Regions from separate parts of the Mus musculus genome. Here regions 1 and 3 are each linked to region 2. A link is a loop called in an ENCODE intact Hi-C map of the cell type or tissue named here. Cell type or tissue: left cerebral cortex. All regions are shown on one strand.

Region 1 (8,000 bases), 67 kb before region 2:
CAGGAGGCAGGGATATACACAGCTGAACAGGAGGTGAGGTTATTATATACAGCTGATCAAGAAGTGGAATTATTACACAGAACTAAATAAGGAGGCAGGGTTTATGATGTACAACTGAATGAGGAGGCAGATTTAGTTCATCTCTGTAGGAGCAGGCTCTGTAGGGGAGCTGGCTGCAGGCTGTAAGCAGCCGGGCAGAGAATGCTACGTAGACATTTTCTGTGCATATTGTCAACATTCACCCTTGACCTGAGGAAGGCTTTGGGTCCCTGTGAGCCTTCTTGCCGCAGAAGGCCTTCTACTCCATGGAGCTAAGGCACTGGGGTCCTTGGCATGGCCACGTGGATGTCAGCAACACCTAGTCACGCAGAATGTCGCTCACTTTCTGCACTCACCTACTGAGCCCACCCGGTGGCCGGTGTTCAGGAGTGTGCTTGTTTGGGGAGACAGGGTTTCTCTGTGTAGCCCTGGCTGTCCTCGAACTCACTCTGTAGACAAGGCTGGCCTCGAACTCACAGGCATCGGCCTGCCTCTGCCTCCTGGATGTTGTAATGAAAGACAAGCACCTCAGCGAGTAAAAGCGCTTGTCCCACACCTGACAGTCCTGGGAGCCACATGGGAAAAAGGGAGCAGCAGTCCCCACAGGCTGTCCTCTACCCACACAGACATAAGTTCCATGGTGTGCCCGTGCACCCCGCCCCCGTAAGTGTAATAACATTTTAAATGTAATAATAAGATGGCCACCAAAATTTCCACCAGCAAGATGACAAGCGGGTAAAAGTGCTTGCCACGCAAGCCTGGCACCTAATGTCAATATGCAGAACCCATGAACTCCCAAAACTTGTCCTCTGGCCTCCACATGCATGTGCATACGAGTGTGTGCGCGCTCGCGCGCGTGTGTGTGTGTGTGTGTGTGTGTGTGTATGTGTGTGTGTGTGTGTGTGCGTGTGTGCGCACGCGTGCGCACAGAACATTTTCAAAAAGAAACTTCAATTTTCCAAAACTTAGATGATATCATAAGCTACTGTGTTGACTTTTGCCCCCCAATAGTGAAGCACATGTGAGAGTCCTCCACCCAGGAGCCATGCAATAGCAGGCGCCTGCCCACACCCACAGGCCTTTGCTTGCTCGCAACCCTGCTGTTCACTACTTAATCCCTGCGGCAACTGCACGGATTAGGTCTTGTTTCTGTCCCCACTCAGATGGGAGAAACATGGCTCTGAGAGTTTAAATATCTCATCCATGAAGCACTAGAATCAGGCCTGACCCATCCTCCAGCCTGCTTGGTTTCCTGAGAGACAGCATGGCTGAGTCTGGGTTGTGGGAAATGGGAAGGAGCAATAGAGCGGGGAGCTGAGGGGACCCCCCCACCCCCAACACACACACACACACACACACACACACGCGCACACACACACACACACACACACACACACACACACACGCGCGCGCACACACACACACACACACGCACGCACGCACGCACACACACACACACACACACGCACGCACACACGCACTCGTGCCTTCCTGTGCATCCTGGCCCGAGAGAGCCCTAAGGAGAGAGGCTCTCCTCCCACAGTCTGCTCTGCCTCGGTCTCTCCTCAGGGGTCTGCCCAGCAGCTAGGGCAGCTGGCTCTTGGGGTTGTCTGTTCCCGCCCCACCCCCAGCTCCAAGCAGGAACCCAGACCCAGGACAGCTGGCCGCCCCACACTGTTTTCCAGAACCCAGGTTCTTTTAATTATAACCAGTTTGCCATCCTCAGCAATTCTTTGTTTCCCTCTTCTAATACCCGTGAGTTGGACTCCGCCCCCAGAGCCTCCCAGCCAAGCCCTGGGTTAAAATCATTTCCTTCCCACGCAGAGACCCCTCCAGTCTGTTAGTCTGTTAGTGGGTGAGGCACGGCGGGATTAACCACAGGGCCCTCTCCATTTTTGGTTATTTGCTAAGGCTGGGACTCTCCCTCCCAGAAACTCTCCTAGTCTGAGTCTATGACTGGGGACAAAGCAGAGCTGAAGAGTGCAGGACATGGGCTTGATGTCACACCTTGTGCGTGTAACATTAGCCAAATCACCTTCTTCTGCCAGGGAAACCAGGGATTTCCTACCAGAGACACATGACTGCGGACCTAGACTCGAGGGTCTGCTGCTACCGCTGGTTCCCAGACTCCAGTCAAGTGACCTTCTCTTCCAGCCCCTGAGCGCCTCCCACCCCCACGCCACTGCCCATGTGGTAAATTGGTTGAGCACAGCCTCATGTGGTGCACCAGAAATCCCTACATTTGGGAGGCTGAGAAAAGACGTGAGTTCAATCCCAGATTACGCCCTGTTAGTCAATGGAATACCTCATATTTAACTTGGCCGCTGCAGGCAATACCTGTGCTTTTTCTTTTTCTGATTTTGTTTGTTTGTTTGTTTGTTTGTTTGTTTGTTTGAGACAGGGTTTCTCTGTGTGGTCTGGTTGTCCTGGAACTCACTCTCTAGACCAGGCTGGCCTTGAACTCAAAGATTTGCCTGTTTCTGTCTCCCTCCTAAGTGCTGGGATCAAAGGTGTGCACCAACACACCCAGTCTTTTAAAAGTTTCATGTGCACTGGTGTCTTGCCTGCGTGCATGTCTGTGTGAAGAACTGGAATTTTATAGACAGTTCATGTAATGTACTGGTTTCCCCTCCGGGTGCTGGGAATTGAACCTGGGTCATCTAGGAAGAACAGCCCTTGCTCCTTTCTAACTGCTGAGCCATCTCTCCAGCCCTGGCCTCTGTATTCTTAATACAGATAGATTTTAGCAGTAACTAAGGATCGAAGACAGGAGGGGACCTGTTGTCGTAATGGATACATGGCCCATAGTCCCTATTCTTGTGGTTTGATTGATTTTTTTATTTTTTTAAAAAAGGGATCTCATCCAGATGAGACTGGCTTTGAACTTGCGATGTAGTCGAGGTTGGCCTTGAACCTGATTCTCTCCTATTTCCATCTCCTGAGTTCTGGGATTACAGATTTGTGCCTCCATGCCCAGCCATCAGTCCCTATTCTGCAAATAAGAGCTGAGTCACAAACCAGACTTCATGGGACTTTAGGTGATCTTGTTCTGGGGCAGGGGAAGGGAGGGGGCTGGCCTTGTATCGGATGACAAGATGACAAGCCAACAACACGTCCATAAGGGCAGTGTGCTTCTGAGAAAAGAACTGACCTGGTTCCTGTCAGTGACTGCTTTCCCCTCAGTGCATTCAATACATGCTGTGTGTGTGTGTGTGTGTGTGTGTGTGTGTTGGGCAGGAATGCCATGCTGTGTGTGTGTGTGTGTGTGTGTGTGTGTGTGTTGGGCAGGAATGCCATGCTGTGTGTGTGTGTGTGTGTGTGTGTGTGTGTGTGTGTGAGAGACAATCAGAGGACAACTTGCATGTGTTGGTTTTCTATTTCACAAGGTGGTTCCTAGAGTTAGAATTCAAGTTGTCCGATTGGCAGCAATCTCCTTTACCTGCTGAGCCATCTCGGTGGCCCTCTCCACTGCACCCGGGGCTGGCCAGCAAGCCAGGCCTTCCTGCCTCTGCCTCCTCAGGCCTGGGCTGCTGGTGTGAGCAGGTGTCTGGCTTTCTTACATGGGTGTGGATCTGGAACTCGGGTCTTTATGCTTGCTCAACAAGCACTTTCCCAGTTGAGCCAAACCCTCAGGCCCACAGCCCCACGGAGTGTCTCCTGCCTGCCATCTCAGGGCTTAATCTACCTTGCTGCTCCTGTTCCTTCAGAGAATTGCATTATCATTTGCTTCAGTTAAGGCAGTGGTTCCCAACCTTCCCAGTGCTGCGACCCTTTAATACAGTTTCCCATGTTGTGGTGACTCCCCAACCGTAAAATTGTTTTCATTACTACTTCATAGCTGCTGTTACTGTGATGAATCTTAGTGTAAATATTTTTGGAGCTGGACGGTTTGCCAAAGGGGTCTCGACCCACAGGTTGAGAACCACTTAATTAAGGGCCCAACCACAGAAAAACTTGAATGACCTTCATCTCCTTCAAGGCCCCAGGTGGGCAAACAGACGGGGTGAAGCACCTGGCCCAGCTGGCAGCCATGCTCAAGACCTGCAAGGCGCTGGCAGCCTCCACCCTGCAGAAGCCCTCGCCTCTGCAGCCTTGCTCACCAGCGCCTCCCTGTGGTGAGATCTGAGATTGTGCGGAAATGAAAGCTCGACTCGAGCTTCCAGGTAACCTGCATCCTCCGTTGAAGTCTTGGCCTCCAGGTCCTAAGCCTGGACATTGACTTTGCCCTTCTCCTTCTCAGGATGACAGAACCTCTCACACTTGGAGGTCATTTTCCGTTGCTCTGACCTTATTGTTGTGGTGTATTCGCCCGAGAAGACTGCTCTGGTCTCTAAGTCAAAAGAAAGCCAGCCTGCGACTACACTGGGTGTTTGGGATCCCAGTGTAATCTGGAGCTTTTCTCAGCTGAGCTTTTATGCACAAAAACAAACAAACAAGCAAACAACCATGACCTGGGTTGACATACTTCAGTTAACAAGAACAGTTAGCCATACGTGGAACTTCAGAAGCCATAAAATAAGGTTAGTACTGTTAGAGACCTTCCCAGAACTAAGGGCTTTGATGGATTTGATCTTTGTTTATGTTTGGGTTTTGTTTGTTTGTTTGTTTGTTTGTTTCTTGAGAAAGCGTCTCTCTGTATATAGCCCTGGCTGTCCTGGAACTCACTCTGTAGACCAGGCTGGCTTTGAACTCACACACTCACAGAGCTCAGCCTGACTCTGCCTCCTGAGTGCTGAGAGTAAAGCATGCGCCATCACTGCCCAGCTGGATCAGGTCTTTGTTTTGGTGTTGGCAGGTGGTGCTGTCTGCATGCTGAGTCTTCCAGCCAGAATGGCACTTCCATCATGGAGTCAGCTGTGTTACAGTCTGGGACCTGTTACACTATAAGACTTATCACCGTCCCCTCACACTGCCCACGGGTTTATCAGTTCGTGTCTCTGTAACAAATAGCCAACAGAAACAAGGGGGGAAGAGTCTTTCCTTCATGGTTTCTGAAGTCCAGTTCCTTACACTGAAGAAGGCACAGTGGGGAGTTGTGGTTACAGAGGCGAGGACAGGAAAGGGTTCATTTAGAATGAGGCTTGGAGCCAGAGCAGGTTTTGAAGAGCACTCTTGCTGCCCATCAGAGAGCTCAGCCCATCAGCAAGAGCATGATCGTCCATGCCTCATCTGTGTTGCTGACACAGGTATCAGGACCTCTACAGGAAGAAATCACATTACATAACAGTCTTATGTCTTCCATATTTCTTCAGTTTTGTCTCTTAAAAACATTTATATTTGTGTGTGTGTGAGAGAGAGAGACTTTGTGCGTTTTTGTACACTGAATGCATGCACACAGCCAGAAGAGGGTGTCAGGTCCCTGGAAACTGGTGGTACAGGTGGTTGTGAGCCACCATGCGGGTACTAGGACCTGAATCCTCTATGAGTGCAGCCAGTGCTCTCTCAACTGATTCGTCATCTCTCCAGCACCATTGTCTTATTTATTATTGTGTGTGTGTGTGTGTGTGTGTGTGTGTGTGTGTGTGGTGGGGTGCTGGGGTGGCAGGTATGTGCATGTAAGTGTATGTATCTTCTGGAGGTGGACTTAGAGGTGGTTGTAAGCCATCCAATATGGGAGGGTGCTCAGCAAGTGCAGTTACTCCTACCTGCTGAGCCTCCCTCAGCCCCTTTAAAGAAGGCCTTGTTAGGCTGCCCAAGTTAAAGAGTGCACACGTGCATGACTGTGTGTGTATAGGCACTAAAGCCCCAGCTAGGCTGTCAGTGAGCACCTCTGGAGGGGCATGAGGAGGAAGGGGATTGGGGAGCACCAATGGAGGGGCAGGAGGAGCACGGGAGCATTCCCACTTTATTTGATGTGTTTATATGTGGCTCAAGTAGTTTGCATTTATGAACTACATGTGCCATTTTGAAAATACAATGACATTGATCTTTAAAAAGGATGGGAGGCACAAGAAAGCAAGGGCAATCTAAGTGTCCCCGTCATTCAGAAGAAAGCAGCCATGTGTGTTTCCAGAGCACCAAGGAGAATATGTGCCCTGCTTGGACAAGTCACCTGGAGGTGTTCCAAAGCTACTGGTCTGGACCCATTTTGCGGTCCTGCATTACTTATGCCACTGTCCTGCCTCACCCCAAGTCACCCCCAGAGACACCTGCTGAGACAAACAAAGCTTGTCCCCAAAGCCAGCAGAATGTTCAGTTACTAGACCAAAAGTCCTTTTCTTTGAAAACTACAAAATAAACATCTCCAGCCCCATCCTTCCTCCCCATGTGCTGGCAGTCCAAGTTTATGTCTTTGGAAAGAGAAAGGAGAACAAGAAAAGAGAGGGGGGAAAAAAGAGCTCCAGCAAGCTCCCCTGTCCTCCCAAGCAGATGGCACCAAGTCAGTAATGAACTCTCCACATTTGGGACGTTTGATCTACCAGTGGGTCTGCAGCAAGCGGGAAAGCTGCTGAGGGAGGCTTCAAGGCCACGGGATGCTCTCTGGAAGGATGCTGGCAGCGTCTTTTAAATTGAATCAGGCTCTAGGGACCTATCGCCAGAAAGCTTCCCACACCAACCCTCGAGGCGCAAACACAAGAGTGCAGGGCTGACTTGCAGCCTTGATGGTTTGTTAACACCTGAGGGACTGTTTCTGGCTAAGCAGGACAAGTATACGATTTCATTTAACCCTGAGGGGCAGCAGTCACAGTCAGGCCTTCTCTGGGGTGTAACCAGGGACTGAGAAGGCCAGCTGTCATCAAATGCACCCTGACTATGAAATTCTGTCACCAAAGGCTCAGCCTTCTCTCTCTCTCTCTCTCTCTCTCTCTCTCTCTCTCTACCTGGGACTGAGCCCAGAGAGCGGAATTTGTTCCTAAGCGTCCATGTTTGGCAGTTTTTTGTCTCTGTAACAAATATTTGAGGATAAACATTGAATCAAGGCTTTGTGGGGCTTGGAGATTTGGAAGTTTGGCCTGTGGTCAGTCAGCCCTGCTCTGCTCTGGGCCTGTGCAGTGCATCCCAGTGAGAGCTTGTGTTAAGGAAAAACCTGCTCACCTTTTGGCCAGGCAGCAAGAGAAGAAAAGGGGTCAGGTTTGCAACAAATCCCCTTCAAGGACACACCCCAAATGACATAAAGACCTTCCAAGAGGACCTACCCTTTAAAGGTACCACCACCTCTCAATAGCAACAAACGGGGAAGCCACGCCTTCCACACATGGCTTTGGGAGGCATTGCAGACCTAAACTGTCAGTTTAACTGTGGCTTTGCCTCCATGGTCAGTGTCATCTCCACAGAGGCTGCTAGAAAGAACCAGACTAGAAAGATGGGGGTGAGAAAAGGGGTTCCACCTGTGCTATGGGGGAGCCACCATCCATGGTGGGTGAAAACTTTCCAGTCTGCTGCTACAGAGTCACACATACTCCTGTAGGCAAGCCTTCACTCATGCTCTGGTCATGTGTGAGCCTTGATGAAACCAAACTCTAGTTTGATATTGCGTTCTTAGAAGAGGGAGGGAGGGAGGAAAGGAAAGGAGGGAGGGAGGGAGGAAGGGATTTACATCTCCCCAGGGAAGAAATTCTCATTGTTCCAACCACAACACAAAGTAGCAGACAGTGAGTGCCCCAGCAAGGGACAGAGGGATGCTCGCTAACCCTGAGACCAGCCAGGCAGGAACCTAGCTTTACAAGAAAAAAAGGGGACTGGCCGGGGCGTGGTGGCGCACGCCTTTAATCCCAGCACTCGGAGGCAGAGGCAGCCGGATTTCTGAGTTCCAGGACAGCCAGGGCTATACAGAGAAACCCTGTCTAGATAAAAAAGAAAAAAAAAAAAAAAAAGAGGGAACTGGGAAGTGGGGGCAGGGGGGGATGCAAACCTATGGACCGGGAGCTCTTAGGGAGCGAGGACTTGGGGCTGCAGCTCATAGGGCTGGCCGTCCCAGGTATATGGCGTTTGCAGGGTCCTGTGCTCCTGATTTGGCTCTG
Region 2 (8,000 bases):
TGAACCATCTCACTGGGCCCTGTGCCTAAGGAAATTCTATTTTTAGGAATTCTATTTGATTTTTTGTTTGTTTGTTTGTTTTTGTTTTTTTCGAGACAGGGTTTCTCTGTGTAGCCCTGGCTGTCCTGGAACTCACTTTATAGACCAGGCTGGCCTCGAACTCAGAAATCCGCCTGCCTCTGCCTCCCAAAAGCTGGGATTAAAGGCATGCGCCACTACACCCGGTTTCCATTTGGTTTTTAAAAAACAATTTCCATGTCCCCTACCATTCTCCACTTTGTCTCATAGCATATCAATCCCAGGTGATTCTTTGTTTTGTTTGTTTGTTTCTTGAGACAGGATCTCACTGTATTGCTTAGATAGACCTGGAATTCTTATCTAGCTAACTTAGGCTGGCCTTGAATTCATAACAGGCAACCCATGTGCCTTGGCCTCCCCAAAGCTTGGGTTACAGGCATGCATCACTAGACGGTCTAGCCTGAATCATTCTGGTTTTAAAGATTTCTTTATTGTGTTATATATACAGTGTTCTGTAATTCATGTGTGCTTGCATGCCAGAAGAGGGCGTCGGATCCCATCACAGATGGCTGTGAGCCACCATGTGGTTGCTGGGAACTGAACTCAGGACCTCTGGAAGAGCAGGCAGTGCTCTTAACCACTGAGCCATCTCTCTAACCTCCCCCTCCCCCACTGATTCTTTTAAAACATTCTTTTAGGGAGCTGAAGAAATGGCTCAGTGGTTAAGTGCATAACTGCTCCCTCTGAGGACTTGAGTTCAGTTTCCAGTACCCATTTTAGATGGCTCACAGCCACCTGCAACCCCAGCTCTGGGGCCTCTATTGGAGTCTACACTCATGTGCTCATAGTCTTTAAAAAACAGCTTTTTAATCTTTAGGAAATGTTTAGGTTTTTTTATTTTATTTACTGTTATTGTGTATTTAGTGATGGGAGCATGTGTGAAAGACAGGGCACAGTTCAGCTCTCTCCTCCCACTGTGGGTTCCGGGACCCACTTGGCCAGGTTTGCTGAACCATCTCATGGTCCAGAATATCTGTCATAGATATTTTATTAATTTTTTACAGCTTCTTTTTATGCATATGAGTGTTTTGCCTGCATGTATGTCTGTGCACCACATGCAAGCCTGCTTGCTGCCTGCAGAGGTCGGAAGAGGGTGTCAGATTCCCTGAAACTGGAGTTACAGATGGTTGTGGTCTTCCATGTGGGTGCTGAGAATTGAACTTGGGTTCCCTGTGGGAGCATCCAGTGCTCTTAAGCACTGAGCCATCTCTCCAGCCCCGACATGGATGTTTAAATTCCTTGTCTCCTACTTACAACACCACGTTAGCTATGAGCGTTTCTGTTGACTGATCTTTCTCTTACGTGCTCATCTTGTATCTTGTTTTCTTCATACAGCTTTTTCTGAAATGCTTTATTGGATGGGAGGGGTGCAGTCTGAAGAGCTCCATTCTGTTATTTTCTTGAGGAGTGCTGAGGGCCCCAAGACAGCTACATTACAGATGGGTCACCCCATTCTTTCGGAAATTTACCTTTATTACAGAAAGTCCATTTTGGTTTTGTTCTTGGACCTAGGAAAACTCCATAACCCTGGCCTGTGTTCTTTCTGTTAAGGCCTGGCTTTCTGCAATTTCACGAGAAAGCACTGGGTATTTCCAAGCTCTCTGTGCTATGTGATAAGAAGTTCTTGAAATCTGTGCTCAGTCCTACCAACTGTTGTCCTGGGTTCCTTGTTGCTCTGCCCTCCCTCACGGACTGAACCCAGTGTTCAAGACAATTGCTCTACACCCAGGTTTCTGTTAGTCTTTCTCCCTAATACTGGCCCCCTCCTCTACCTCCTGCTCTCTGCCCTGCCCCTTCCCTTCCCTTCCCTTCCCTTCCCTTCCCTTCCCTTCCCTTCCCTTCCCTTCCCTTCCCTTCCCTTCCCTCCCCTCCCCTCCCCTCCCCTTCCCTTCCCTTCCTTACTTCTGTCTCTGACTTCTTTCAGGGAGAACCTGGCCCCAAAGGAGACCCTGGTGAGAAGAGCCACTGGGTAAGCTGCAGCCCTGCACCTGCCTCCCCCTGCATCCTCCTGCCCTCCCCTGCCTCCCCTGCCCTCCTCTGCCCTGGGTTCTCTGTAAAGAATTCTTTGACCAGTAGACCCTGGGATCAAGGGTGTCCTACTCACGTACTTATAAAAGCCCTGCTCCCACACCCTCCCAACACTCCCCTCCAGCAGACCCCACCCATGCTCTCCCTGTCTCTGTCTCTGCCTCTGTCTTCACCCACTTACCCTCTGTAGCCTCACCAGGCTGTTGGGTAGTTTAGGTGACCCAGCCAGACTGCTTCTCCACTTCCACGGTCCCTCCTGTCAAAGGTTTTGGCTTTGTCCTATTGACCACAGAAGGAAGGGAAATGTGAAGAAAGCATCTACCTAAAACAGAAAGGGACCTTAGGCAAGTCATGGGACAAAAAGGGGATGCACAAGGGATCCATGGGACAAAGGACTGGGGACCTAGAGATCAACAGACACACCGAGAATCCAGGAAGCTTGGGAAGGGAAACCTTGAAACCATCGTGTGTATGTTTGACATGGTTAATGAGGCCAAGAGACCTCACTCTGCTCTACCCAAAAGATCTATAATAGGTACCACCACATACTTCAAGGGTCCACTAGGGAAGCCTAGAAACTGTCATATGCAAAGAGAACCGAGAAACCGAGATAAAGTGATCTAGACACTGCCATACAAAGGAAGCAGTATGAATGTACAGTGGAAAGGGAGGCTTAGAAACTGTCACATGCAGAGCAGACACTGAGTAAATGGAAGGGGGACCTAGAAACCACATACTCAGAAATCTCAAGGTTTCAAGGACCTCACTGGGAACCTTCAAGATCAATAGAAGTAACTAACAAATGGAGTTGGGGCCTAGGAATCTACCCTACCTAAAGACAGAGAAGGAAGCCTAGAACATACCATGCCCTGAAGTCTCAGGTGCCCGCTCTTGGAAACCATTGTAACATGGAAAGCATTTGGCAGGCGGGCAGGTGGGTGTAAGCATCCTTCTAAGACAGCCAGCCTGGGTTCTCTTTAAAAGCTGGCATCATGGCTTCCCTCCTCCCTTCCTGAGCACCACTGGTGAGGGTGTGGCCAGCATTAGCTTCCAACCTTGTCTTGCCTGTTTGTGGTCCTGGAGTCAGTGATGGATACAGCCGTGGTCGTCCTCACCCTGCACGAGTCCACCTCTGTGTACCCCTTGACTTCTTGGGGCCCTGCTACCTCTCCCAGATGCTTGCTTCCCGACCCTCCATCCTCACCTGCCCACTCCCTGTGGTCCCTGGCCTCTGACAGTGTCAGTGTGGCCTCGGCTATGATCGACACTCTTGTGAGCAGCTCTCTGCCTCCTCTAGGCCCCTCACTCTCCCAGAGACCCGCGATGAGAAAACAGGTTGTTCACCCATCCCAGAAGGTATGGGGAAACCCAGGTCACTACAGAGCCAGGCTACACAGCTCCTATCCCTGCATGGGGAGCCTTGGCCTGCCCCAGGTCAGACCTTGAACCCAGGACTAGCTATGGGAGGGACCCCCAAGAGGTAGCAGGACCCCTACCTGTCCACCTTCTTCCTTTCATCACCTGCACTTCTACCCCTGCTTGCTGCCTGGGAGAAGGTTTGCTGGGCAGCAGATGCATGCGGCTTCCGGGCTGAGGGACCAGCTTTGTGAGAGGTAGGTAGGGATCCTGTTACGGTGGGAACATCCTGCTGAGACACGTCACCTACCAGCGCCCCCTAGAGGTAGCGCAGCTTTCAGAGCCGCTTGCCAAGTTTAGCTGTAGCCCAGCAGTGTCACCAGGTGGTCATAGTCGTGTACTGCAGGAGCTGAGTGACTGGCCTGAGTTACTCTACCTAGTTAGGAGGGAAGCAAGCCTTCATTCCTTATTTAGACAGGGAACACGAGGACCAGCTCTGAGGAGCAAACTGGTGGCACCAAAAATGAGACCCAAAGTGAAACATACTAAGACATCTAAATTCCCAGAGGAGCTAGAGAATCCATTACCGTTCCCTAAGCATCGCTCTGTATGCCAGGCTCAGGGCTTGGCAGTGCAGAGAGGCACTCTGCAGACACAGGCCCCAGGAGGAGTCACCATCGGGTAAAACACCATGGTCAGCAGCCACAGGACAAAAGGAACTTAGGTGTGGTCGGGGTGTCTGTGCCAATAGTGTGTTGCTGATGAAAGGGACCTAACCAGTCATGGGGTATTCAGACAGAAGTGAGGGTAGCAGGGGCCTGGGACATGTTCGGAGTAGCAAGTGCTTGGAGTGGCCGCTTGGCAGGCAAGAAGTGAGAGAGGATAGAGGCTCTCAGAATCTAGGGGTCCTCATTAAGGAATTCTAATATTGGTGGACCTGAAGTATCATTTAAGTACTGCTAAACTGGGAAACAGGAATGGTGGCTTAGACCCGGAATGCCAGCATTCAGATGCCTGAGGCGGAAGGATTGCTCCAAGTTCAAAGCAAACCTGGGCTTCATAGTGAGATACTGAAAGATCTCAAAAAAATTAAGAATTATTTTTTAAAAATTAAAGAATGTGAGGAATGGTATGGTCAGGGTTTTGTTCGCAAAGTATGTTTCTGAACACCAATTTGGAGAGTGAATTGGAGACAGAAAAGGACTCTGGAAGGCTGTGGGCATCCTGATCAAAGGCCAGGAGCCTTTAAGTGTGAGCACGGACCGGCAGCAAGGCTGACAGTGGTCAGTGGAGTCAGGGAACCTTGGGTACTGCCTTGGCTATGAAGGGAAGTAAAGAGGCAGACCCAGGGCTGTTGTGTAAACCTGTATCCCCAGCTGCTCAGGAGGCTGAGACAGAAAGATTACAGGTTCAAGGTCAGCCTGGACAAGTTAGTGAGATCTCATCAGAGAATATACTGGGAATGTATAATATTCTCACATTAAAAGTGAGGAGCTAGAGATAAACCTCAGAGGCTGAGACGCTGCTGGCCTGTGGGAGGCTCTAGCTCTACCACGATACCCAGGAGACACAATCAAAGAGACAGCGCAGCGGTTAGGATGCTCGCTGAGAGCCTGAACTTGGTTCCTATTAGTCACGTGGCAGCCAGCCCACAGTGATCTGTAAGTCTAGTCCCAAGAGCACTTCTGGCCTCAGTGGGCATTGCTCACACATGGTGCACAAATATACATGCAAGCACAGGTGCAATATTTATACACATAAGAATAAACAAAAATCTTAGCCAAGATCTGAGCAAGGGTCCTACATTGCAGTGTGTCGCACATCTGGTGTCTTAGCCTAGAGTGTTCTTCCTGCCCCCTCACTGGTGGTTTGTGAATGTCCTAGATCTGTCCCCCCTGCTTCTTCCCAAGGAGAGCATGCTAAACACTCTGAGCAGCACTTGCTGGGACCAGATGCCCTTTGATTGCCCTCGCTGGTCCATCATCCATGCTGGAAATGGCTTCCCAGTGGTTTTAAAGACTGACCTTTTAAAGTGTTTTAAGATTTATTTTTATTTGCGTGCATGTGTGTAAAAGTGTCTATCACATGTGTGTTGGTACCTAAAGAGACCAGGAGTTACAGGTGGCTGTGAGCTGTCCAAAGTGGGTACTGGGACCCTAACTTGGGCCCTTTGGAAGTGCAGCAAATGCTTTCAGCCATTTCTCCAGTCCGTAAACTATCTCTCCCCTCCCCTCCCCTCCCCTCCCCTCCCCTCCCCTCCCCTCCCCTCCTCTCCCCTCCCCTCCCTCCCCTTCTCTCTGTTATGCCTGTGTGTATACATGTGTGTGGTTGTGTGTGTGCATGTGTAGCATTCTCTACCCTATTCCCTTGTGATTGAATCTGAGAGTTCACACTTTCCAGCTAGGCTAGCAGCTAGCAAACCGCCTTTCTCTATGCCTGCCCAGTGCTGGGGTTACTGGCATCAGGTAGTTTTTGATTGTTTGTGTGTGTGTGTGTGTGTGTGTGTGTGTGTGTGTGTTTGTTTTTCAAGAGTGTCTCTATGTAGCCCTGAGTGTCTGAAAACTCTCTCTGTAGACCAGGCTGGCCTCAAAACCATAATCTGCCTGCCTCTGCCTCCCAAGTGCTGGGATTAAAGGTGTGCGCCACCAATGAGCTTGGGTGGCTTTTACATGAATTCTGAAGCTCCGAATTCAGGCTCCCCGTTTTCACTGACCAGGTGCTCTTCCCACTGAGCCACATTTCCAGTCCTGGGATCATCCATTTTCACAACCTGCTCCTATGACACCTGAAGAGGGATTACTTTAGCATGTGACCTCTAGTGAACCCCGTACCCCAGGCTGAAATGGCAGTTCAGTGGACCAAGAATAGCTCCATCTTTACTTATGATATTAATAGAACAGCTGAAGCACAAGGAATGGCCCCGGGAGATGAACACACTCACAGTGGATACGTTGGGAGGCCTCTCGGTTGCTTAGATGTTCTTGTGGAGAGCCACTGCTTCAGATGTTGGACGGTGAGCCAAGGGTCTCAATTCCAGCACATGGGAGTCTGAGGCAGCACTGTCGTGAGGTTGGGGCTAAAAAAAGGGGGAGGAGATGGAGAGATAGCAGAAGTGAGGGGCAGAGTTCAGATTCCAAGAGCCACATAAATGCTGGGTGGGCAGAAACAGAACTACCAGAACAAACTCTGGATTCAATTGAGGGACTGTGCCTCGATAAATAAGGTGGAGAAAAGCATCATCTGTCAACTTCTAGCCTCCAGGTCCATGTGTGCACAAATCCATACACACAAACACACACACACAAACACACACACACACACACACACACACACACACGGAGGTGGGGGAGATGGCACAGTGGGAAAGAGCACTCCCTGTACAAACAAGAGGCCCTGAGGTCTGAGCCCTAGCACCTACACAGAAGTCAGGCATGGCACATATGCCTGCAACCCTAGCATGGAGGACTAGAGACAGGTGAAGCTCGGTAGGCAGCCAGGCTAGCTGGAACTGTACATGTTGGGTGCACCTTAAGACCTTGTCTTAAAAAGTAAGATAGAAAGCAAAATAGAGTGGAGAGGCATGTGCATACACACACACACACACACACACACACACACACACAGATGTGTGTATGCATCCCTTCACTCGCCCTACACTAAAAGCCAACAGACTTCTAGATGCTGTCAGGTGTGGGATAGTTGTTGCAAACACCCTGGTGTCTGTTGGAAAGTATACCCACATTCTGGAAGTTGTTTAGGGAGGGGACATGTGTTGGGCAACACCATGGACCTTGTGTTGGGGAAGGAAAGGACAAACTGGGAGGAGGTCCAAGAGAGGTCTCTAAATGAACCTCTGTTTGGGGACAGTGGAGAGCCCTAGGCCTGGGAGGCCTTAAAGAAGGAGCTTGGTGAACCCACCACCACAACCCTGGGAATCCACTAGTGCCTTCAGCTGCTGCTGAGAGGGGCGGGGCTGAGGGTGCTCTCCATGGTGGGTCAGAGTGTGGAACTGCCGTGGTCTTGGCACAGAGGTGAATGGTTTCTTGAAGGAGGGTGCTGGGCTCCAGCCTTAGATCTGCCTTATTTTAAGCAATAGTGCCATTGAAACATTTTGCTTTTCATTTAATACTCATTTTAGCATGAACAGAATCACCAACAACTAGCTTAGTTTCACTGATAGAGTTAGGGTGAGGCTGATAGGATTGATTATAACAGAAAGTCAACTTGAAGAATATGGATCAAGAGATAGAGAAAGATGTAAAGAATTTAAAATGCAGAGATGGGGGGGGCGGTGCACCTAGAGCACAGACAACCCAGGGATGTCACAGGCACTGTGCAAAGAGATCCTTACACTGTGTAAGGATGGGCTGAGAGGTTGAGCTGATGCCATGGGGCCTTGAAAACAATATGGCTTCTTTGGAGAAAGCAGAGGGGTGACTGGCAGAGTGGCACAATTTGCATACAGCTGGGTGTAAATGGCACTTTCTGAAATGGTGTCCAGGGGTTGCTTCCTCCTGCCTTGTCCCCATCCTGTCCCC
Region 3 (8,000 bases), 150 kb before region 2:
CTCAGACTCACAGATATCCACCTGCTTCCTGAGTTCTGGGACTAAAGGTATATGCCACTATGCCCTGCTAGGACCCTGTATTTTCATTTCCTATGCAGTCATACAAACTGAAGAGCTTATTCTGATTGCACTAAGGGTGGAGAGTTTGATGAACAGTAGAGGCTGATACCAGATCTGCAGGGGCAACTTTCTATATAAGGGAGGAGGCACCATCATCTCAAGCTATTATCAGGAAGCCTGGATGCCCTGAGTTGGCCAAAAGAAATTTTTTTTTTTGATCTCCTGTGTGCCCCCTTCCTATTTTCTCCTCTGACACCCAAAGGAGATATAGAAAGAATCTAGTAGCCAGGTGTGGTGGTGTGGTGGTACACACCTTTAATACCAGCACTCAGGACGAAGAGGCAAGCAGATCTTTGGGTTGGAGGCCAGAGCAAGTTCCAGGATCATCAGGGATACACAGAGAAATCCTGTCTTGAAAAACAAAATAAGCCGGGCGTGGTGGTGCACGCCTTTAGTCCCAGCACTCGGGAGGCAGAGGCAGGCGGTTTTCTGAGTTCCAAGACAGCCAGGGCTACCCAGAGAAACCCTGTCTTGAAAAAAAAAAAAAAAAGAAAGAAAGAAAGAAAAAGAAAAGAAAAACAAAACAAAAAGTCTATTAAACTGTAGGTTGGTTAAAGTGCAGGGGATTGGTTTTGCTTCTCTCCAGCGTCCTGACTGATTGTTGCTGTGTTTTGGATGGAACCCAAGGACTCACTTACCCTAGGCAAGTTTCTCTCCCAGGGTTCCACAACAACTCTAGTGCTAGGGTTGGAGGTGGGACTCACTAGAGCGCTGGCCACACAGGCACAGAGAGTACATCTTATTGGTGTCTCTGTAGTATCCTGGGTGTCTGAAATACCCTACACACACACACACACACACACACACACTCACCCACCCACACACACACTCACACACATCTGAGCTGTCCTCAGCACTGCCCATGTTCCTGTCTGTCTTTGTTTTGAGACAGTGCCACAAAATCCATCTAGGCTGGCTTTGCACTTGAGTAGTTGAGGGTGACCTTGAACTCTCTTGATTCTCCTGCCTCTACCTCCCAATCTGGAGATGACAGGCACCCACCTTGTTTCTTTGGTGTCGAGAGCAGGCCTTTGTGCATGCTAAGTAAACACTCTAACTGAGCTATATCCCCATCCATGTCTGACTATTCGTGGAGTGGGGCAAGGCTCACCCTACCTAGTGTCTGCACCAATGTTCGCTGTTGGTTTAAATTGTCTTTGAAGGTAATGCTGCATTTGAGGGGAGAGCCAAGAGTGTAGGGTAGAGGTCACAGGGCTTCCTGGAGGAGCAAACAGGCTGGTGTTGGGTTGCCTTGCCTGAGGAGGTATGAACAAACACCCATTCACCCTAAATTTAGCTCCGACAGCAGACAAGGAAGACTCCTCCCGAACCCAGCTTTGTAACCAACGAATTTATCCAGTCTCACGACAGAAGCTGAGTGACTTAAAAGCAGGCGCATCACCAAAAAGCCCTATGGCCCTTAAAAACAACCTCAGTGAAGCAGCCTTGTGGAGCACTGGCTTCGGTGGTGTCTCCCCATATCACAGGCCCCTGGGGTAGCCCCTTTATTGTTACCACAGACTTAACCATAATCGTATTGCTCTTTCCTTGTTGCAGCTGTGGGCCGAAGCTCTCTGCTCCGTAATGTCCGATGTCCATGGGTCATGTTAGGCCCTCAGTTAAAAAGGAAGAAAAAAGAAAAGAAAAGAAAAAAAAATATATATATATATACACAACAGTCCCACGTGTGGAACCTGGAGGCTGAGTTCTCACTAGTAAGTGAAGGGTGTGTCCACTGGGCGGTGGGGGCGTCCACTCAGAAACACCTAGGGTTCTTGAATTCAGGAACAACAGGGAAAGCAAACGATTGAACAAGATTCTTCTTGCCACAGCTCTGGGTCGTGTGGGTGGAGAGGGACAGAAAGGCAGGCGCCTCGTGGGAGGTATCTACGCCCTTGGGGCCCAGCTCTGGGAGCTGCCTCCTGAGTGTGGGAAGGCTGGGGAGAACACCTGCCCAGTGAGAGGGCGAGGGGCACAGGGCGCAGGGGTGGGTGTACCCCAGGTAGGCCAGGGTATCCCACGGGGCCAGGATCGCCCAGCCCTGCTCCGGGCACAGCGAGTAGGAACAGGAGGGCAGATGTTCCTGCCACCGCCAAGCCTGGTGCAGGCCTGTACTTGCCAGCCCCGGACCAAGGACTTGAAAGCTCTCGGTGCACAGCCCGGACCTGTCCTGCCGGGCGTCGCCGTGGCGTTTTAAGCAAGAGCAATCGGAAAATCCCCGCTGCCTGGGGGTGTGAGGAGGAGTAAGGAGGCTCGAGATCCTGGGGGGTGGGGGGCTGCCTCGCGGAGACCGAGAATTTAAGCCACAGAACCCCAAGTCTCCCCTAATGAAGAGACACAGCGCTTGCCCCATCGAGTTGGGCACTTTTGTTGCTTCCGTATCTTTGGACCTTGAGGTCTTTTATGGTTCCTATTTTGCTGATGGTTGAGCAAAATACATTGGTGAGATATATATATATACACACAGATACATATATATGCAAATATATAGTGTATCACCCATTTTATACTAATTAAAAATAATTTAACTGGGAGTGGGGACACACACCTTTATTCTAGCACTTGGGAGGCGTAGGCAGGAAGACCTCTGTGAGTGCGAGGACAGCCTGATCTACATAGTTCCAAGACTCAAAATAATAATAATAATAATTTAAAACTGGTGTGATGGCTCATCGGTAAAGACAATTGCCACCAAGGTTGAGGACCTGAGTTCCCAGAACCGACAGTGCAAGGAGAACCGACTCCCACAAATGGTCCTCTGGTGTTACACATGCACCCATACACATACAATAAAAAACATATATGTATGTACATATGCATTTATACATACATATATTTTTTTCTTTGTTTCTGTTTTATAGCCCTGGCTGTTCTGGAACTCGCTTTATAGATCAGACTAGTCTCCAACACCAAGACCTATCTGCCTCTGCCTCCCGAGTACTGGGATTAAAGGCGTGCGCCACCACTGCACCGCTGTAAATACATATTTTTAAAAGAATAAGTTGCGCTAGTTGACACGGATATGATAGGATTCTGCACAAGGCTCAGTATGCTGTCCCTTTGGTAGCTGCAGGACTCCACAAGGAGAAAGAACTCCACATTTACTGAGCCCCCACTGTGCGTGCGAGGTTTCCGTGCATTATCTCACTTTGTACAACCGCTTTGTGGAGCAGACGGTATCGACATACCACTGAGCAGAAGGGAGCCCCGTTTTCTTTAAACCTGTATACATTTATACAGATCTTACGAGTAACCAAGTGGGATACGAACCGGGACTGGAGGACTCCAGAACACGCTTTGGCTAGCCGCTACCACGAGCCTAGCAAGAGCAAGAGGTTTGTTCTGGTTACTACCGCAGTGGTGGAACTCGCGCGTGAGTCACGACCTAGGTAAGGGTGAAACAGGGGTCACGGCGCTCGGCCGGTGTCAGCGCCGACAAACCTCAGCGTGGGGACTCAGAGGCAGGACCCGTCCCGCCCTCACCTGTAGACTCCACACCTCGGGTGGCCTCACCGCGCCTGCTGTGGGGGCGGAGCCAGGTGGGGCGGGGGCGGGCTCCCGCGCGTGAGTGGCAGGCCGCGCATGCGCAGGCCGCCCGGCTCGGAATCCTAGCAGGCGTCAGGCAATCCGGGCGGTGCTGAGGAGGACGGGGCGGCGCTGAGGAGGGCGGGCCGGGGCGGACCGGGGCGGGCCGGGGCGGACCGGGGCGGGCCGGGCGGCGAGGGCGGGGCGACGCTGAGCTCCGTCCTGCTCCCATGGCCGCCCCCGGCTCCCGGTGCTGCCCCCTCTGCCCCGGGCCGCGCCCGGGGGTCCCGCACTGACGGCCCATGGCGCCGCCCGCCGCCCGTCTCGCGCTGCTCTCCGCCGCTGCGCTCACTCTGGCGGCCCGGCCCGCGCCCGGTCCCCGCTCCGGCCCCGGTGAGTGAGACCCCGGCCCCCCCCCGAACCCCCTCGCCCTCTCTCGCGCGTGGACCCCGGAGAACCCGATGTTCGGGCTTCTGTCCCAGCACGCGGCGTGGACGCGCCTGTCCCGCGTTACCAGGACTCTGCCCCGAGTGCCGGCTTCTAACTTTGCCGAACTCTGCTTCCGACTTACGGAAGAGAAGGGGGTGCGTGACGGCTAAAGTCGCCCGTACCGAGTGCAGACTACTCTGAGTCCACCGCGGCGTCCGCCCGAGGTGGTGCTCTCGGCCAGGATGGAAGCTGGGATGGCAGCTTAGTTCCCACACGCCCTTCCTTGCCTCGGAATCCTTTCCCAGTGGAAGGACAAGCATGAGGGTGTTGTCTGGCCCAGTTCGGTTTCTTTGCAGGTTGTTGAGAGCTGATGAGCATAGGACATTGGTGAACCTGCCACTGGGGTCTCCACCCTAAGTTGCGGATTGTGATGTTGCGAAGGCAGGGTTTTACTAGTAAAAGAAAACTCAGAGTTGCTTTGTTTTCTTGACAGCTTGGATTTAGGGGAAAGGCTGAGATTTATTTTCTGTGTGATTTTGAGGCAAAGCTGCTTGAACCTCTGTTACTTGATCTGAAAGTGGGGGGGGGTAACTCACTCCCATGAGCAGTGTTGGTGAACATTAAATGATACACTGTAGGCAACTTGCTTAGAGTGTTCCACCATGTGTAGTCATTAAACGATTTAATAATACTTATTATAGTGTTTCCCAGTTCACTAAGGACTAGACACCTGGTTTACCCAGCGAATACTGAATTTCTTTCAGGATGAATCCCGGCAAAAGGCAAAGCTGGGTTTTGGGACGGCAGAATGAGGAGTTCCCAACACACCAAACCTGAGACTCAGTAGAAGTGGTTTCTAGGTGATTGCTGCCTTCTATGGGACTTCTATAATGTGCTCTTTTCTACTGTTTGTAGTATGTGAACAGGGAGGGAGGGAGGGACGTTCCGAGAGCCAGGACGTGTCAACATAACTGTAACCTAGTAACTCCTTCCACTTTGTCATCTTTGTGTTCAGGATTTAATGTCCTCTATGGAGAGAGAGGTACGGGTGGGAGTGGACTGGCGCTCCTTCCTGGAAAGGGCACTGTGAGCCTATTCTGCCCACACTTGCAGGGAGGTAGCATCTGTTAGGCACCGACGCTTTGCTAGGTCAGATGCAACAGCTCTTGGGTAAAGTTGGTATGCTTTTATTTAGGAGTCCTGGGTAAGGACAAATTTATGGCTGTTGTGAAACAGTTTACTAGGTCCCTCAAACTCTCCTCAGCGGGGTTCCTCAGCATTCTGCAACATCAGTGCCTTTGTGATGTTTCCCCTCTGGTTCCAGAAGCAGTTTCAGAAACAAACCACATGGTTTTCAGCATCATATCCTGTCAAGAACCTAGCGACTAGTTTGTTAAATCCTTTCCAATTAAAAAAAAAAAAAAAAAAAGCTGTACACTGAGAATATGCCAAACTTACCATTTCATATTTTGTGATACTGTAATTTTCTCTAAAATTTTGTGGATGGAAAAAATTATTCCAATACTTATATTCTGCACAACTTTGTAATATTTAAATTACTGGTGGTTTGCATTTTTGAATGCTGACTTTATAAAAACAGTTAGCTCATTCCCCTTCAATGTTATTCTAATTATAGTGTGTAGTCAACCCCAAATGATCTCCAGTCTCTCTGCTCTTTTGTCATGCGTTCTCTTCTATCACAACTGATAAGAAAGGCGACAGAGGTTAGTGGTAGCCTTTTCTTGCCTCTCACCATCCTCCTCAACGTCTCATCTGGAATTTGTCCTATTAGTCAGTAATATGTGTTGTTATAAAACCTGAGTTTGGTCACCTGTAAGGCCTGCATACTCTATAGTAATTCTCTTAGCCCCATAGATGGATAATTTAAGTGTTTAAGATGAAGTGAGTCCTCCTTTCCCCCCACCTTTTTTAGACCAGGCTGGCCTCGAACTCACAGAGATCTGCCTGCCTCTGCCTCCTGATCACTGGGACTTTCCCTTTATAAATCTCAAAGCAAAAAAGTATTGCGTTTAGGCTCCGTACTGACCAAATTGGTGTGCTCAATATAGCTGTCAGTACACTTAGAGTTTAGAATAGGTGGACCAAAAGCAAAATGATTAAAACAAAGCTACAGCTTCATCATCTCCATATTGGGAGGTTTTGGTAGTAAGCAGTGTACCAGCTTTAGTTTAGAATCTAAAGTTTTAAAGGATTTATTTATTGGGGAAGTATGGCGATGAGTACTTAATGGGGTGAGTGTGGAGATCAGAGTGTTTTTGGTAATCAATTCTCCCTATCTACCTTGTCAGTCCCTGAGATTAAAAGATCTTCAAGCTTAATACAAACACCTCTAACATCAGAGTCATCTTGATGGCCCCTAGTTTTGAATTTTGGAGCCTGGAACTCTACCTGAGGCTGTAGACCAGCGGTTTTCAACCTTGCTCATGCTCCGACAATTCAATAAAGTTCCTCATGGTGTGGTGACAACCCACCCCCCCATAAAATTATTTCATTGCTCCTTAACAACCGTAATTTTGCTACTGTTATGAATCATAATGTAAACATCTGCATTTTCTGATGGCCGTAAGTAACCCCTGGGAAAGGGTTATTTGACCCCCAAAGGGGTCGGAGACCCACAGATTGAGAAGGCGAACCACTGCTCTAGACCAAGGCAGAACAGTAAATGCTTTAGGCTTTGTGGCCCGTAGACTGCAGCAGGTGCAGGTTCTCGCCTCCGGCTGTGGAGGCGAAAGTAGTCATAGACAAAATGGATAGGCGTTGCTGGTTTTGTTTAACGGTTTAGGTTTTGGGTATTTTTTCCAAGACAGAGTCTCACTGTCTACCACTGTTGTTATTCACTACATAGACCAGGCTGGCCTCAGATTCAAAGAGATCTGCCTGCTTCTGCCTCCCAATGGCTGTTGTATTTTAATACAACTCTTTGGACATTGAAATTTAAAGCTTTCTGTCATTTTTACACGTCACGGTATCTTGTCCTTTTTAATTTTTTATAATTAAGAACCCAGTCTGAACTTGGTTTCTGGGTCGTGATTGGCTCAGCGGCTCACTTATCTAACCTTGCTCTAGGTCATGTGAACCGACTTTTAAGCGGTTACTGATCTGGAAAGCAACACAGCAGGTTGATTTTACTCAATGAACAGACCTTTTACCATTTACTGTGAATTAACCTTTGATACTTGTGAGAGTCAGGCACAGTGATGATACAGTTGTGCTCCAGCTATTTGGAAAGCTGAGATGAGAGAACAGTTTGAGGCCAGCAGCCTGCCTGTGCAGTGGAACCAATAGGTGAGGAGAAAGCATGTAAATATTGTGTTTCACCATGATTTCTTTTTGTTGTTGTTGTTGTTGTTTTTTGTTTGTTTGTTTTGTTTTGTTTTTTCGAGACAGGGTTTCTCTGTGTAGCCCTGGCTGTCCTGGAACTCACTCTGTAGACTAGGCTGGCCTCGAACTCAGAAATCTGCCTGCCTCTGCCTCCCGGGTGCTGGGATTAAAGGCGTGCACCACCACACCTAGCTTCACCATGATTTCTAAAAAGATACAGCTGACCAGGAAAAGCTTGTCTACTTGCATTTGGTTCATTAATAGAGATTCAGCGCGGTTCCGTGCGCTACTTAAGGAAATAGTTCCCACCTTGGAGCTGTCCCACAGCTTGCTCTCTCAGCCTGCAGATGTTACTTGAAACAAACTGTTGAGAGCTCTTCTGTTTTACAGAGGAAAGCCCGGGCAGCAGGTGGCACCAGCCCTGAAAACTGGGAAGACAACCACTGAAGAAAAGAATTTCTGTCACTATTAGTTTTTACTAAGTCATTAGTTTTTACTTCCATGCATAGGCTGTCCTGTTAAATGTCTATAAAACAACAATGTGCTTAGCATGGCGGATTTTTCTTTTCTTTTTTTTAAATTAA

Evidence for each region. Peaks named below come from ENCODE experiments on the same cell type or tissue, not always from the same donor. Only the 100,000 strongest peaks of a DNase experiment are listed, where the experiment ranks them.
Region 1: it touches region 2 in a loop (2.1-fold over the local background); 13 of 42 quality-filtered maps call a loop at or near these places.
Region 3: it touches region 2 in a loop (2.9-fold over the local background); 10 of 42 quality-filtered maps call a loop at or near these places.

Annotation. Positions count from the first base shown.
Region 1 is chr11:5,178,183-5,186,182 of GRCm38, reverse strand. No RefSeq gene overlaps it. Among named protein-coding and RNA genes, the nearest start is that of Emid1, 30 kb to the right of the region's middle. In left cerebral cortex, a CTCF peak has its summit at 4,149; a DNase peak (open chromatin) is centred at 4,145.
Region 2 is chr11:5,110,927-5,118,926 of GRCm38, reverse strand. Emid1 (EMI domain containing 1) reads left to right here. Exons shown (of 15, transcript NM_080595.3): 13 at 2,003-2,047. Gm46266 (a long non-coding RNA gene) reads right to left here and starts at 3,409. Exons shown (of 2, transcript XR_003949635.1): 1 at 2,288-3,409. In left cerebral cortex, a CTCF peak has its summit at 3,816 (motif pointing left); a DNase peak (open chromatin) is centred at 3,826.
Region 3 is chr11:5,257,473-5,265,472 of GRCm38, reverse strand. It overlaps Kremen1 (kringle containing transmembrane protein 1), which reads left to right and starts at 3,863. Exons shown (of 9, transcript NM_032396.3): 1 at 3,863-4,038. The coding sequence starts at 3,948. Gm46268 (a long non-coding RNA gene) reads right to left here and starts at 4,456. Exons shown (of 4, transcript XR_003949640.1): 1 at 4,257-4,456; 2 at 3,391-3,757; 3 at 1,648-1,734. In left cerebral cortex, a CTCF peak has its summit at 7,829 (motif pointing right); DNase peaks (open chromatin) are centred at 912, 3,689 and 4,275; H3K4me3 peaks cover 2,179 bases; H3K27ac peaks cover 1,030 bases.